Linked DNA regions of Mus musculus: regions 2 and 3 are each linked to region 1. The links are chromatin loops, found by intact Hi-C in ENCODE. Cell type or tissue: gastrocnemius. All regions are shown on one strand. Region 1 overlaps Arhgap24 (Rho GTPase activating protein 24). Region 2 overlaps Arhgap24 (Rho GTPase activating protein 24). Region 3 overlaps Arhgap24 (Rho GTPase activating protein 24).

Evidence for each region. Hi-C counts contacts between places; a loop is a spot of excess contacts. Peaks named below come from ENCODE experiments on the same cell type or tissue, not always from the same donor. Only the 100,000 strongest peaks of a DNase experiment are listed, where the experiment ranks them.
Region 2: a loop joins it to region 1, with 6 times the contacts of the local background. A loop is called at or near these places in 11 of 42 quality-filtered maps.
Region 3: a loop joins it to region 1, with 2.7 times the contacts of the local background. A loop is called at or near these places in 11 of 42 quality-filtered maps.

Annotation. Positions count from the first base shown.
Region 1 is chr5:102,763,649-102,768,648 of GRCm38, reverse strand. All of the region lies in intron 3 of Arhgap24 (Rho GTPase activating protein 24), which reads right to left. Among named protein-coding and RNA genes, the nearest start is that of Gm30396, 130 kb to the right of the region's middle. In gastrocnemius, a CTCF peak has its summit at 2,132 (motif pointing right); DNase peaks (open chromatin) are centred at 92, 2,134 and 2,722; H3K4me3 peaks cover 192 bases; H3K27ac peaks cover 250 bases.
Region 2 is chr5:102,701,503-102,706,502 of GRCm38, reverse strand. All of the region lies in intron 3 of Arhgap24 (Rho GTPase activating protein 24), which reads right to left. Among named protein-coding and RNA genes, the nearest start is that of Gm30396, 73 kb to the right of the region's middle. In gastrocnemius, a CTCF peak has its summit at 3,015 (motif pointing left); a DNase peak (open chromatin) is centred at 3,004; H3K27ac peaks cover 582 bases.
Region 3 is chr5:102,708,234-102,713,233 of GRCm38, reverse strand. The region is part of intron 3 of Arhgap24 (Rho GTPase activating protein 24); the gene reads right to left. Among named protein-coding and RNA genes, the nearest start is that of Gm30396, 79 kb to the right of the region's middle. In gastrocnemius, no CTCF peak of the experiment used is centred here; a DNase peak (open chromatin) is centred at 2,656.

The sequences.
Region 1 (5,000 bases):
AGGAGGGGCTGAGAAGTAAAGACCCTAAACTCCAGACACCTTGCCTTTGAAGGGAGTCTAAGTCCCATAAATCAGAGCTGGGACAATAGGAGGTCAGAGAACAGTGAAGCTGAGATTCTGAAATGGCATCGGGCCAATCAGCCAACTCAGGGGCATGCTTCAAGCAAGGAGCTCTCCCTCCCTCTCTCTGTCTTGCTCTGGCTATGTGTGTCTCTATCTGTCTCTGTCTCTCTGCCCCTCTCTCTCTCTCTCTCTCTCTCTCTCTCTCTCTCTCTCTCTCTCACACACACACACCACTGGCAGGCAGGCATCCGTGTAGTTACACTAATTAACTAGACACCTCTGTTTTTCAAGCTATATGGGCTTTGATGCTATTTTGTAGGTAACAAAGTTTAAGAGAGATCCAATACAATGAAAACACTGGCCAGAATCAAATAATACTTTTAAGAGAGAAAAAAATATTTCTTTTGTTCCATACTAACTCATAGTAAATCTTTATTTGGGGCACACACTGGAATTATGCAACAATCCCCCATGCTAAAGAAATAGCAATGATGTAGGCTTTTACAACGCTGACAGAATCAATTTAAAATTTCTCATAAAAATTCCTACCATGCCTTTTCAAGAGTGGTCTTGACTTACACACATGTTTTAACCCTGGCAGGCGTCATCCAGGCATTTTTTCTGTAACGTGTGCCTGTATGCTACAGAGTGATGCAAATGTCATAGACGATTCCCAATCGGTGGTTTCAGTTTTTAGCTCTCATATATTCATGTTCTTTACAGCGAGGTAGGAGCGAAATTAGGCCTTTTAAATGTCTTCTGAAACTTACTTACAAGGTTTATTTTCCCACAGGCAAACAATTAGTTACTGAGGTGCATCGAATGAATTAGAGGCGAGCCCCACTCCTTAGATGCTTCCCCTATTCTCTGAATTCTGTTTACCTGCTGTGTATGACTCTCTGAGGCATCAGAATCCTGATGACCAAAGCAGGCATTGGCTGTGAGCTTTGTCTACTTCCTGGGCTGGTGAGGATGAGTGGGAACAATGAGTGGGTCAAAATGCTTTGTATACTGTGGAGTCCTGGGGAAAGGGCACTTAACTTCATTTTTTCCTCCCTCCGATTGCCCTGCTGAGTGTTGTGGCCTGTGAACTGATGGCCATTTTCTAGGACTCCATGCACTCTATGGAGAATGATTGCTTCGAGTGGGCTATAAATAGAGTTAAAGGTCTTATTGAACTGCTGTCCCCTTTGTGGCCAGTCTTGGTGGCAGTCACTGCATGGCCAGAGTGAGTTAATTTTGAGCAACATGACCTCCATCTAGGCTCTGAGGGAGGACGAACCAGACCGGTTGAAACTCTGTTTTGCCCATGTGCAAGACAGGTTTCAGGGTTAACCCGGTATCCTGGTGGACTCCTGTTGGTGGGGGCTGGAGAAGATGGTTAATGAAGGGGAAAGGTTGGAGATGGAATGCCAGGTTCACTGTTGAGTTAAGTCAGTAGCACACCCATCTGAGCATTAATGCTAATGTTCTCACAATGACTTGTGCATTATTTAGAAGTTAGGTTGTGGGAGACACAGAGGAGGGAGGCAGGTAAGAAGCAAGAAAAGAAACAATAATAGAACCCCGTCTGTGTCCAAGAAACACATGGGGCTCGGAGGCTTAAGGAAGGAATGCTACCTCCATTAATTCTCATAATAACCCTAGGAGGTAGCTGCTATTATCCCTTTCAGCGATGAGAATTATTAGCCTGCTCACGGTTAACTAGTGATTAGTGGAGTTTAAATTACAGCCAAGTCCTTCATGACCCTGAGTTCCCATAGCCTGGACAAATCAGTTAACTTATAACTTCCTCAGACAGAGAATAAAGTCTGGTTTTTATGTGGTAAGAAGGCAGAAGTGCAACTTAACAAGAAATGGTCTTCATTGTTTTTACAAGGCAAGTCAAACTTACATGGTGTGCAACAATCTTAAGGAAAATACGCTTTGGTATTTTCCAGCAATGAACTAGTTGCAAGATGCAGAAAATGTGATCTGATTTTTAGGTTTATTTTATTTGCAATTATTTATGTGTAGGTGTGCATGTCTATAGGTAGGCCCATGAATACTGAGTGCAGTTCCCACAGAAGCCATAAGAGGGCACCAGATCTCTTGCAGCTGAGGTTGCAGGTGACTGACTGGCCAGGCAAGACTGCTGGGAAACAAACTTTCTACAAAAGCAGAACTTTCTCTAAACGGGTGAGCCATCTCCTTATTCTTTATCCCATGGGTAAGTTTTGATATTGTGTGTCAATATTCTTTCTGTAGTTTGATATTATGTATTCTTTCTGTAGTTTTAGTAGGGTCCTGTCTATCATCAAATTAACGAAACAAGTTAAGTCATGTTCTCTATAATACAATGGAACTCTCCCTTCAAAACACAACAAATGCATTTTCTTTGCTTGAATGTCTTTAAATTATAAGACCTCCAAGAACCCCTTAAAATGAAACAAGCCCATCTCATCTTGACATACTTGACATACATGTAAGGTGACTATTCATTTATGCCAACTGTAGTGTTAAGGTGAATAGAAGAATCAAATTTTCAGCTCTCTTGGGTCCGAGTATGTTAATGAAATGCCAAGTTTGTTCCCACTGACGTTCACTGAGAAGCTGGAGCAGAGGTCTGAAGTGCAGCCCTTCGTGGGTTGTTCACGTGACTGGCTCAGGGCCAGGGCCAGCTAACGCATGCTCTGTAGTATCTCCCACCAAGCAGCCCCTGCTCCCGACCGGCCCCCAGGCTGCAGGTTGTTTCCACCTTTCATCCGATTTCACACATGTTACAATCTTCTCTGAGGTTGCCTGGTGATACAATGTCTCTGATTTAAAACAAACAACCAAACAAAAAACCCATCTGTAAATAATAGAGCCCAACAGCTTTCATGAAATCAGGCCTCTCAGCCGCCCCCACGTTAACCGAGAAGGCCTTACACTGGAATATCTTGCAAATGCAATCATTATGTTGTTTCAGACACTACAGACAGCAACCACCCTCATCCTCCTTGGTCATTGGCTAAGAACGAAATGATACAATAATGCAAATAAATGTCAAATAGATCACTTGTAGAGGAAAAGAGCAAGCATACAGTTTTTCATTTAAGTTTTTTTCAACTTAAGTTCTGCATTATGGAACAACCCAATGCCCTGTGCCAGGTGCTGGCCTGTGATGCCAGCTTTGGAAGGCAGAGGCAACAGGACCAGGCATTTAAGGGCTTTCTTGGCTACATTCTGAGTTCAAAACCAGCCTGGCTAAAGAAGAACCTGTCTCAAAAAATAAAACCAAACAAACAACCAAGCAAACAAGACAACAACAAAATTACCTGTGACATCTTAACTACCCAGTTAGTAATATCAGTAAAGAACTCTCCCTCTCTGGGCTTTCTGGCATTGCTACCGAACCTAAAATATTCACTTTAGATCTTACTGTGGAGATAGCAGATTTCACTTAAGGGCTGGATTTCTATGTTAATGTGCTGTGAAGCCTATCTTGACATATACAACATACATCAAATGGGAGGAAAAAACCCCTATTTTCTCTACTTCTCTCTAAAATCATTTCCTTCCAAATAAAGAAGGATAAAAAACCTACAGACAGGTTTTTTTTTAATCTAGTTAAATAATCATTTAAATAAAATCCACTGACACAAGTTTTAATTGTTTGCTTTAGAAAATTTAAAATGAATGGTAGGACACTTTGTTTAAACAATTATACTGCTCTGTTTGATACTTTGTTTTACAGACTAGTAACTGCCTAAATGAATTATCATAGCCCAAACCAACAACACTAGCAATAAAGCAACCTCAAAGTCCACGATCACATCCTCTGTGTCTTACTCTTAGAACCGTTACTATTCTCTCTTGTATGAGAGATGCTGATTTTGGAATCACAGGTTGAAAAGCAGCACGAAGGAAACATCAAAAGCCTAAAGGAGAAGGCAGTGGGAGGCCGGGCAGGGAGGGAGATGCACAGCTAACATTGCCTTGTTCTCCTGTGGCCCCTGCCTCACTTTCTCTTTGTGGGAATGTTGCAGCTTCACATGAGCCTTCCAGGGGCTCCAGCCTGAAGTCCTCCATGGCTTCCCACTTGGATAAAGTTGGCCCATGGCTCAGCAAACACTGCAGTTTGGGAAAATCATAAACTGAAAATCCCTGACACATTCAACCTGCTGAGCATCCCAGCTCAGCATCCTGTAGGACATCTGCTCTTCATCCTCTGTGGTCTGTGACTGACCGTGAGATGTGACTCTATGGCTGCCAAACATTGTTAGAGAAGATTGTACTCTGTAGATCTGGTCTTGGAAAGAAAGTGCAAGCCATACTTCAAAGTATGGCTTCTGGGGAACACATAGCTCTGCTGTAACATGATATAATTTAAAAGAAAAGTCTAGAAGTCAAAATGTCCTAAGACAGGGACTACCTATCAAGTGTTTTTAAAATGTTTAAGACTTTAAAATATTTTTATGTTTGTAGACATCATTTCCTGTTTCTCCTTAGTGGTAACTTTTTTCTAGGTGGATAATGTCTATCTCAGTATCTTTTTCTGTCGGAAGAGTAAAGAATCAATGCTACTCTGTTGTTACTGTGGCTTTCCCAGAAGCCACTTTTGACTTGTTTGTAGTTTTGTTCCTGCTTTACAGATCTTTTTGATGTAACCTGGAACAAGAGGGCAGAGAATTTGGGATGGCATACATTTTAGAAAAACAGAAACATTGAAAGATATGAAAAAAAATGGTAGAAAAAGTAGTGAGAAGTGTCAAGGGAAGGAACTTAACTCCTGGCAACTCACAGGCATCCTGAACTCACAGGCATCCTGAACTCACTCACAGGCATCCTGAACTCACAGGCATCCTGAACTCACAGGCATCCTGAACTCACAGGCATCCTGAACTCACAGGCATCCTACTGATCAGGATGGCGGGACATATCTGAAATCTCATAAAAACAAAGCATTACAGTGT
Region 2 (5,000 bases), 62 kb after region 1:
TCCTGTTTGGAAGTAGTATACTCTAGTTATATGAAATGGCATCTCTGTCACCCTATGAGATGTCTATTATCACAGGAAAATAAAAACTCATGTAAAAATATCGATTTTTTTTCCTGAAATCTGAAATTTTGTTTCCATTATGGTGGAACAGAATGATATTTCATACAATTGAAACATTTACCAACAGGGAGCATAAAATTAAATTTATAGTTTAATCATATAAAGTGTTCCCCAAACTTTGTATCTAAACTCATAGATCTCAGGTCACTCCATAAGGGGTGTGCTTTCATTGCAGACTGTACAGAGAACACAATCCCAAACCAGAGTATTGACTCTATCTCAGTTCATCCAAGGTTTAAGTTTTGTTATTTATTTTTTTGGATTAAGATCAGATGCCTTCCTCATCAGCAAAGCGCTGTGACATTCCACTTAGAAATTCAATTCAATTAAACATGTCATCACGTAAGTCAGTAAATCCAAGTTTTTCAGAAGAAATAAGGAAGTTTATTTTAGCTTGAGCCAATGAAGCCAAAGCTCTCCCAGCAATGTGTAACCAAGCCCTCGGGGCTCTGAACTAACAATACAGACATGGCCTCGTCTTTTTTAGTTGCCTGCCTGTTTCTCAGACTATGGGCCTTCCCATGAAGGTGGCACCCTGAGTAGCCCATTGTTGTAATAAGTCAGGATCTTGAAAATACTTTATCCCTCATCTCGAGGACCCAGAAAGCTTGCTTTAAAAGTATCATGCTAACAGTTGACCTCTTGCCTATTCATCATCTGTCTCTCATCTCCCCTCATCCATTTCCACAGCCCATGGCCCTGCCTCACAGATTTTCCCCTCCCTTCTGGGCAGTGTTAATTGCTCTCTAACAAGCCTTTACCCACCAGCCTTAGGTCTGTAGACACAGAAATTGCGCTTAAGTGCAGGTCTGATCACATTCCTCTATGCAGACACCTGTCAGAGTCACCTCAGCATGGATTTCAAACTCCTTTGTACTCTGCAGGAAGTCTTTTCCAGCTCGGTCTCTTACCTCTGGGATCTCCTTCCTATTGCTGTAACTAAGTGCCAGAAACGATGAGGTTAAGAGAGGAAAGGACTCCTTTGACTGTTTCAGAGGAGTTAGTCCAGGGCAGTTGGCTTTGTGGCTTCTGGCCAGGGCCATAGCAGAGGAAGTTGCTCACTTGAAGTCAGCTATGAAACAAAAGGATAGGAAGCAGGCAGGAGTATAGAGACCAATCCTTTACCATGCAGGCCTTTGAGAAACTTTGTATCCAAACCATAGCTACCTCTTTGTGTTCCAGCCAGCAATCAAGCTTCTCAAACTGAAGTGTTACCAGTTGATACTGTGTTTCCTTTTGTTTCCTTTTGCTGCAATGGTCTCCCCAAAGTTTCTTGTAAAACCCCTGCTTATGTGTGAGAACCAGGTCAAACTGCCATTTTCTCCATTTAATCTTCCCAGGCTCTTACGGGAGAAAATTATTTTCCCTGTCTCTCCTCCTAACATTTGATTATATCTTTTCCCTGTCGTCCTTATTAACTTCTTGGAGTTACTTGTGAATGGCCTCTCTGTGTGATTCTTATGCAAGGGCTCACATGATACTCAAATTCTGAGATTAAGATGAATGGTTTTTCCAGCAGCGTGGAGTCAAGGCAAGATTCCCATGGTGGTGTTCTGTGTTTACCTTCCCTGAGCCTCCAATTGTTAAATTATAGGGTCTGTTAGCTGTAAGTTAAGTTGTATAGTTTCTATGATCCTAAAGGATGTGTGTGTGTGTGTGTGTGTGTGTGTGTGTGTGTATGTGTGTGTGTGTGGTATGCTACTAATAAATAAGTAAGCAAATAAATAAATAAAAATACTTTGCATTCTCATGTCTCACCAAAGCACAGCAGTTCTTGTAACTAAAATGTTCTTCCTTCAGAGACTCCTGGAGAGGTTTGCATCATTAAAAAAAATATTACTTTATGATTATGAGCATCTTGCATGCATGTGAGTCTGTGTCCATATGCATGCATGGCGCCCACAGATTCCAGAAGAGGATGTTAGATCCCCAGAAAGTTGATTTATAGATGGTTACGTGCCACCAAGTAGATGCTAAGAATCAAACCCGGATCCTCTGGAAGAGCCGCCAGCATTGCTGAATCTTTGTGTCTGCCGGGGGTTCACCTTTTCTGACATCCTTTCCTTAATGCCTTCTCTTCCTCTGACTCTGGTCTCAGAGCACTGTGATGCTCACAGTGTGGACACTTACGAAACAAGTCTTTATCCCTCTTTGTTCCACTCTGTCTTCTTGCTTTCTGCGGAGCTGTTGTACCTTAAGGAGTCGCAGAAAGTAACAAACCCCCCCCCCCCAGTTGGATTACTTTCCTTTTTCCAGGAAGTCTGCAATGAAGCAAAGCTCCCTCACTCATAGGCTAAAACTGTAATCCAGGAGGCTCACACTCCTGTCCAGACATCTTCAGGGAAGCGTGCTCTCATGATGCAGAGATACAGCCCGTGAAGGCTCTGGGCACTTCAGCTCTTCATCTCCTGCTGAACTCCTCTATGCTGCTCCAGCTTAGTGAACACACCTTGGCTTTGTTCCTCATCTCCCCTCCAGCCTCCAGGTTCCCTTCTCCATCATTCACCCAGAGGCAGCTTCGTTCCTGGCAGAGTAAAGGGGGAAAGGGGCCACTTCTGGAGAGGAGGTGCCTTCTGGAGAATCTCGCTGTCTTCAGTAAGTCAGCAGTCTTTAGAAAGTTGAATTGATTCATCCTTTCATGTTGACAGACTTCCTTCTTAGAGCACTGATATATTCTTGGCATTTTATGTAAATGGATGTGACCTGCACATACTCATTTGCATAGGTTACTGGCCCTGTGGGTTTTTTTTTTTTTTTTTTTTTTTTTTGTGACAGAAGCAACACTATGTAAGAGTTTAAAAAAAAAAAAAAGTTAAGCATATTTTCTCCAATGCTATAAAGGCCAGTGACTGGCTCAAGAATTGGTTCCATTGACCCCTTGCTGCCCTCTAGCGGGCAGCTGGTATATCCCCTAGTAGAAGGAAAGAAGTATAGACTGCTAGGTAGAAGCTCTAATCCATTGAGTTCCAAAGATAACTGTGTTATGGGGGTCAGTAAAAACAAAAACAATTTGAAAAGCCAGTTACCATAAGTTCTCCCTCATATGTGGGAGATGAAAAGAAAGAAAACAGAGAGAAGACTGGCAGTAACTTGTCTGCGTCAAGGAGGCTGGCTGAAGCTTACAGAAGCTTACAGACTTACAGCAGTTAACTATACAAAATAGTAAAAGAAACTCCTAGGAGAGGAGTTTAAAGATTCTCTACAGAAAGAAACGATGTTCACACAATGCAAATGATAGCTGCCTCTCGAGGATTATCTCATGCTGTGCCTTCAAGGGGCCTGGGCGGAAATGTGAAACACCAGAGGTACTACTCTGGTAGGACTGATGCACGGGAGGTCTCTGCTCATGCTCTCAAAAAAAAAATGTTACCTATTGAAGGTTAAAACTAAGTAAAAGGTAGTAATGAGAAGGCTTGCTTAGTAAGACCATCTCTAGAGAACCTGTCACTACACAGGATGAATGATGCTCTAAAAATAAGCCAGGAGGCAGGACATTGCTCTTTTCAAAGGTAGTTTAGCCGACAGGCACTGGAACACTCATCAGCCGGCACATAAAGATTGTGCGTAAGGGTCACAGGTTGCTCTGTGGAAGTGCTGGCTTCCAAACAGGACTCAGAAACAGGCACCAGTTCAAAGGCTCGGGTGCTGCTCTGGTGTTACATGAAGTATTTAAAGATCAGGGAGGCTTAGGAGACTTCGGTGTGCCTCGCTATCTGAGAACCTTAAGTACATTGGTATAATTCCCTCCTTAATAAGTGTAGTCATCTGTCTTAGTCAGGGTTTCTATTCCTGCACAAACATCATGACCAAGAAGCAAGTTGGGGAGGAAAGGGTTTATTCGGCTTACATTTCCATACTGCTGTTGATCACCAAAGGATGCAGGACTGGAACTCAAGCAGGTCAGAAAGCAGGAGCTGATGCAGAGGCCATGGAGGGATGTTCTTTACTGGCTTGCCTCATCTGGCTTGCTCAGCTTGCTCTCTTATAGAACCCAAGACTACCAGCCCAGAGATGGTTCCACCCACAAGGGGCCTTTCCCCCTTGGTCACTAATTGAGAAAATGCCTTACAGTTGGATCTCATGGAGGCATTTCCTCAACTGAAGCTCCTTTCTCTGTGGTAACTCCAGCTGTGTCAAGTTGACACAAAACTAGCCAGTACAATTGACCCCTTGTCAACTTGACACACAAACACATCACTAGTAAGCCTCAACCCTTACAATCTTATTCATCCCCAAGATCTAAATAACTTTAAAAGTCCCACAGTCTTTACATATTCTTAAAATTTCAAACTCTTTAAAATGTCCATCTCTTTTAAAATCCAAAGTCTTTTTACAATTAAAAGTCTCTTAACTGTGGGCTCCACTAAAACAGTTTCTTCCTTCAAGAGGGAAAATATCAGGGCACAGTCACAATCAAAAGCAAAAGTCAATCTCTAACCGTCCAATGTCTGGGATCCAACTCACGATCTTCTGGGCTCCTCCAAGGGCTTGGGTCACTTCTCCAGCCAGGCCCTTTGTAGCACACAGGTCATCCTCTAGGCTCCAGATGCCTGTACTCCACTGCTGCTGCTGCTCTTGGTGGTCATCTCATAGTACTGGCATCTCCAAAACACTGCATGACCCCTTGAGTCCTGGGCCTTCAATTGCAACTGAGGCTGCACCTTCACCAATGGCCTTCCATGGCCTCTCACAGTGCCAAGCCTCAGCTGCTTTGTGTGACCCCTTCATGCCTTCAAAACCAGTACCACCTGGGTGACCCTTACATATTACCAAGTCCCGCTGCAGCAGGAGTACAACCTTGGCCATCTCTGGAACACAGCCTCTTTGTGCTTTCAGAAAACACTTCCCAGAAGATGTCACCTCAATGATGCTGGTCTCTT
Region 3 (5,000 bases), 55 kb after region 1:
GTTTCTCTCCTGGTAGACCAGTGATTTTAACTTTAGTTGACTTGTCTTCCTGACTCACATTTTTCTTTTGGCTTTATAAGGGTCGGGAATCTGCAGTTGACTTGGTCAGTTACAATGCAGATGCGTGTATTTCTGCAGTTGCACCATCCTGGCTTGGAGCTCAAGGGCTTGAACTCACATTCTTTTTGTTCCTACCTAATGGTGAGCAGTGGGTGCCTGTTGGGTCATTCAGATTGCTATCTTGTTTTCCCCCAATCTTAGATGTTTGTCAGTCGGCCTTCTCTGTACCATGCTCCTGTGTGTGTGCTCTATACCTGTGTTCTCATCTCTCTTTCTTTGCTTTAGCTGTTCCTTTTTTTTTTTTTTGAGGGTGCATCTCTGGCTGTAGGATGTTTGCAAACTGCCACGTTGATTCACCTCCACTTCATGCACACTTAACATGTCAGGGCCACTTACGCTGTCTGTGTTCCCTGGGCTGCTGAGGCTAAATGTGGCTGACATCCTCTCACCTTAGAAGAGCCCTGCTTAGGTTTTATTCAGAGCAATGATGACTCTTTAGGAGCTGGCATGTTTCTTTGGCTATACACTGGGAGTACCTCTCAATAGTTTCAAGTTTAGGGCAATTTCCCCTCTAAATAATCATTTCAAAGAGCAAAGTTAAAAACAAATTTTAATATGAGTGCTGCAGTCTCTTGTATACAAATGTATACTGTAGTTACCAGATCTCGTACCAGAGAATCCTTTACTAAACAAGGATAGAAGACATCATAATCCCATAACGGCTACTTGGTGTCTGGCATCACACTGAACATGGTACCATCCGAGAGAAAAGATTTACTGTTACAAAATAGGTTTCTGAAATATTATAAGACTTCTTGGGCTGGAGACATTGTTCAGAAGTTAGAGCACTGGCTGCTCTTCCAGAGGACCTAGGTTCAATTCCCAGCAACCACATGCAGTTCACAACTGTCTGTAATTCCAGGTGTAGGTAACAGACATGCATCCATGCAAAATAATTATGCAGATAAAATTAAGAAAGAAATTTAAAAATAAATAAATAAATAAATAAAGAGAGAGAGAGAGAGTGGGAGACAGAAAGAGAGAGGAAGTAAGGGAGGGAGGGAGGAAGGAAGGAAGGAAAGAAGGGAGGGAGGGAGGAAGGAAGGGACTTCTCCACTTTCTTCACACTTTAGCTCTTTCGTGGCTCTCTACACAGCAAAGAACAGACCCCATTTCCCTTCTCTGGTTACTCACGTTGCCTTTGTAGAGATTATTTTTATGCTGTATGGGACTCTTTGCTAAAATACACAGGAATTTTTTTGCCTAGAGACAAATGTCTTCTTCCCCCCAAATTTCAGTTACACTGCAGACTTTATGGAATGGATAAAGGAAGTAAAAACATCACATGAACTGGTTGTTTTATGCACACACAGAGGCTGATGTAGCATGCATGGGAACGATCAATGAGAATCTAGATAATAAGATATCTTTGAGGACTGTAAGTGAGGGACTTGGGATTTTACTCAGGGGTAGACGGCTTGCATAGTCTGCAAAAGGCCTGGGTTCTGTTCCCAGAATCAAGGATGGAACTGTACTTTCAAAAAGACAATTACAGCAAGAGAAATCCACCCGGTCAAATGAGAATGGCTGGTGTCAAATGCCTGCACTCTGTGAGCCTACACTCACAGGGTGCTCCCTGTGAACACGCATTCTCGGGTGCTCCATTCACGGGTGCTCCCTGTAAGCACTCATTCACAGGTGCTTTTCCTCCTGGGGGGCCATTGTTCAGAGAGATAGAGAACAAAAGTAAGAAAGCATCCTTGACTTCTCCTCAGTGTTCACTGATTTCTATAAGGTTCCGCAAAGGCTGGGGAAGGAGGGACCTCCTCCTCATTTCTGTACACAGCTCTGCCCTAAAATAGAAACCCTCAGATCTGAGCTAAAGGGTGCATCCCCAGCCCTGAACCACAGGACAGAATGGTGGATTCCTTCAGAATCTCCTTGTGAAGTGAACTCAAGCTACTGAAGACGTGAGCATCTGACCTAGAGATTTCTCCATGGCAGGAAAAGGAACTGTTGACAGTGGTGTTAGTAAACTTCTTGGCATTTGGGGGGATAGAAAATGCTGAATTCTGTCATTTCTGTTTAATTTGTGAGTCTGTTTCGTCACAATTCTTCAAACTTACTAGGAGTAAAAAGTTCACGTTACCAGATACAATGTGATGTGTACTGATATAGACAATTTAGATGGCTGCTTGCTTCTCTCAGTCACAGGTGAGGTGGTATTATAAATTCCAGGGCTGCTCATTCCTCTGTTTACATTTCATAAATGTGTTAGATATGGAAAATGCCTTATTCCCGGCAAGAAAGTCTAAAATGATAATTTTTATAGTACTTTAATAAAACACACCAGAGTTATAAACATTTAAAGGCCATTCCAGCACCACCAACAGTATTTCGGGTGTGTAAGAGAGAAGTATTTGAGATACGCTTAACCTCCCAAACAAGGAAATAAACTAGTCCGCAGGCCACGAGGCAAGGATAATCTGGATGATAATCTGCCATTGAGAGCTCCAGATTCTCTATGCTCCTCCCCACCGTGGCTCATTCAGGACCTGCCACTTAGGCCTGCTCTCTGACACAGCTCTATCCACCTGTGTCTCCCACCCCCGGGACCTGTGCCCTGCCTAAAGGTTTGTGCCTACGCCAATGGGCAATCAAGCGGGTCTAATGTCTTCTCTCTAAGATGCCAAACCAACAAGTTTTATCACCTGGAAAATACAAGCAACAGCAGTTTATGCAAGTGCCCCGGGTACCCTAGTTAATCATCCTTAAAAATACTATCAAATGGGATGAATACCAGTCTGGTTTGCTGCATTCAGCTTTCTGCATAATGTAAGAGAACAGCGGCTTGGCAAATGTAGCTGAATGCCCACAATGCATCTGAAGTGGTGCTCTCTGCTTTGCACATCTTATGTGTTGTATAGCGACACCAAATCGCTGTACTGGGTAAACAGCAAGTTGCTATAAAAGGCAAGAATTTGAGCTCATATGCATTTAAAATATTGATATAATGTCTGGAAGATGCAAAAACTGGTCATTAAAACGCTTTTATTTTAAATATTAACAGGGAATTCAGTGGTCTCAATGAAGACTTAAGTCATTCTGCCATTAAATTTTAAGTATGATTCAAAACAAACAACAGAAATGCTCTGTGCTTTGGACCTTAACATACAGGATTTCTGGATTTTTTTTTCTTCTTAAAAAAATCGGAACCTCTTGATTGTCACAGTTCCACAATGACAGAGTAGATCTCTTTCTTATAGGTACTTATGGGTTCTTTGCATTGTTCCTTAAGAACCTGCATCCCTGTCTCCCAGGGAAGGGGCTGTGATCATGAATGAGGGAGCAGAGCCTGGTGTATAAAGCTCAGGCTTTGGGACAGGAGAGACACAAAGAATCCAGCTCTTTACCCATGAGCTCTAGGACTTTGGGCAAATTTGTTTTAATCTTTGGGTTTTATCATTTCCTTCATTTTACAAACAGCAGTAAGATCTGTCTTATAGATCTGTCCTTCAAGAAGCAACATTTCTACGGACAATACTATCCGTTATTAAGAAGAGCAGATATCATTATGGGAATTGGGTCTGATACACAGAAGAATAAAAATATGGGAAGCTGGCAGCAGGCCATGTTTGTCTTTCTTGGATCTTTCTTTTGACCACTTTCTTTCCTTATCATTCTCAAACATAAAGTTTGAGATCTGATATCTATCTGATATCCCGTGGGCTTGAGGCAAATGCTCAGGCCATGTCAAATGCATTTTAAACAATAGAGCATCCTGCCTATTCTTGCATGAAAGTGGACTGAAGCTTCTTAATGAGACCAAAGATTTTATTGCATATGGTTAAGTATTTGGACATGGTTTGGAGCAATCATCTTTCTTTAAAGAATATTCTCTTCCAGCCCCTCAGATGGAGTGCTGAACTCAGGCAGGATCTCGAAATAGGGATAATAAATATGAATAGGATGTATTTATCTGTACTAGCTGTAAAATGTATCCCTGGCCAGAAGTCAACTGGCTCCGGACTTGAAAAGACAATATAAGGGCTGAGAGGCATAAACAGGAACTATGAAAACAAAACAAAACAAAAAATAGCACTTGTTGATCATAATACAAGGGTTACTATGGACCGAATGTCCCTTCTCTCTTCAAACACCTTAGAGGCAGGCTCTGGTTTAATGAAAAATAGCCAGCTCCAGAAGGTTTAAAATCTGAAGTGCTGAGTGAGGTAACTAATGACGGTCCATCGTGTATTTTAACATAACTGGGAAAGGCTCTTGTCTGTTGACACCACTGAGAAACAGTAAATGTTGCCAATAATGAAGATTCTTCTCACCTTGACTGGACTGCCACAGGGTCTATATGTGCTGAAGCATCACAAGCATACCATTATGTGTGATCAGAAATAATAGAAAGGCAAGGCAGCCTCCACGTGACTATTGAGACTTCTGCTCCAGCCTCCACTTGTCTACTGAGACTTCGGCTCCAGCCTCCACGTAACTATTGAGACTTCCACTCCTTTGCCATTGGTTCATTTTTCATTTCTTCCTCTCACCATCACCTTCTCTCAGTCCCAACTCACAGCTTAGCAAAATACCAGAAGAATTCATTCCCATAAATGAAGGGCTGATCCAGTATGGACCCACATGCTTCAGGGAGGCCTGGACCCTTTTATGTAGATACAAGTGATTGACCGAGGATAAACGAGGCTGGGAGAGTTGTGTGTTCCCAGCTACTGAAGGAGTCAGCCCAGCAGAGGATCAGGAGAAGACATTTCAAGGCCCAAAGACTCTATTTCTAGGGGTGTCTTCACTGTACTCATAAGAGCGGGCTGTATGTTTCTCTACATTTGGTGTAACATGGGGAGCCTAGCAAAGCAAATGAGGACGCTCCAAGTCTACACAGTGTTTGTGATCTGCAGCCGACTAAGGAAGGC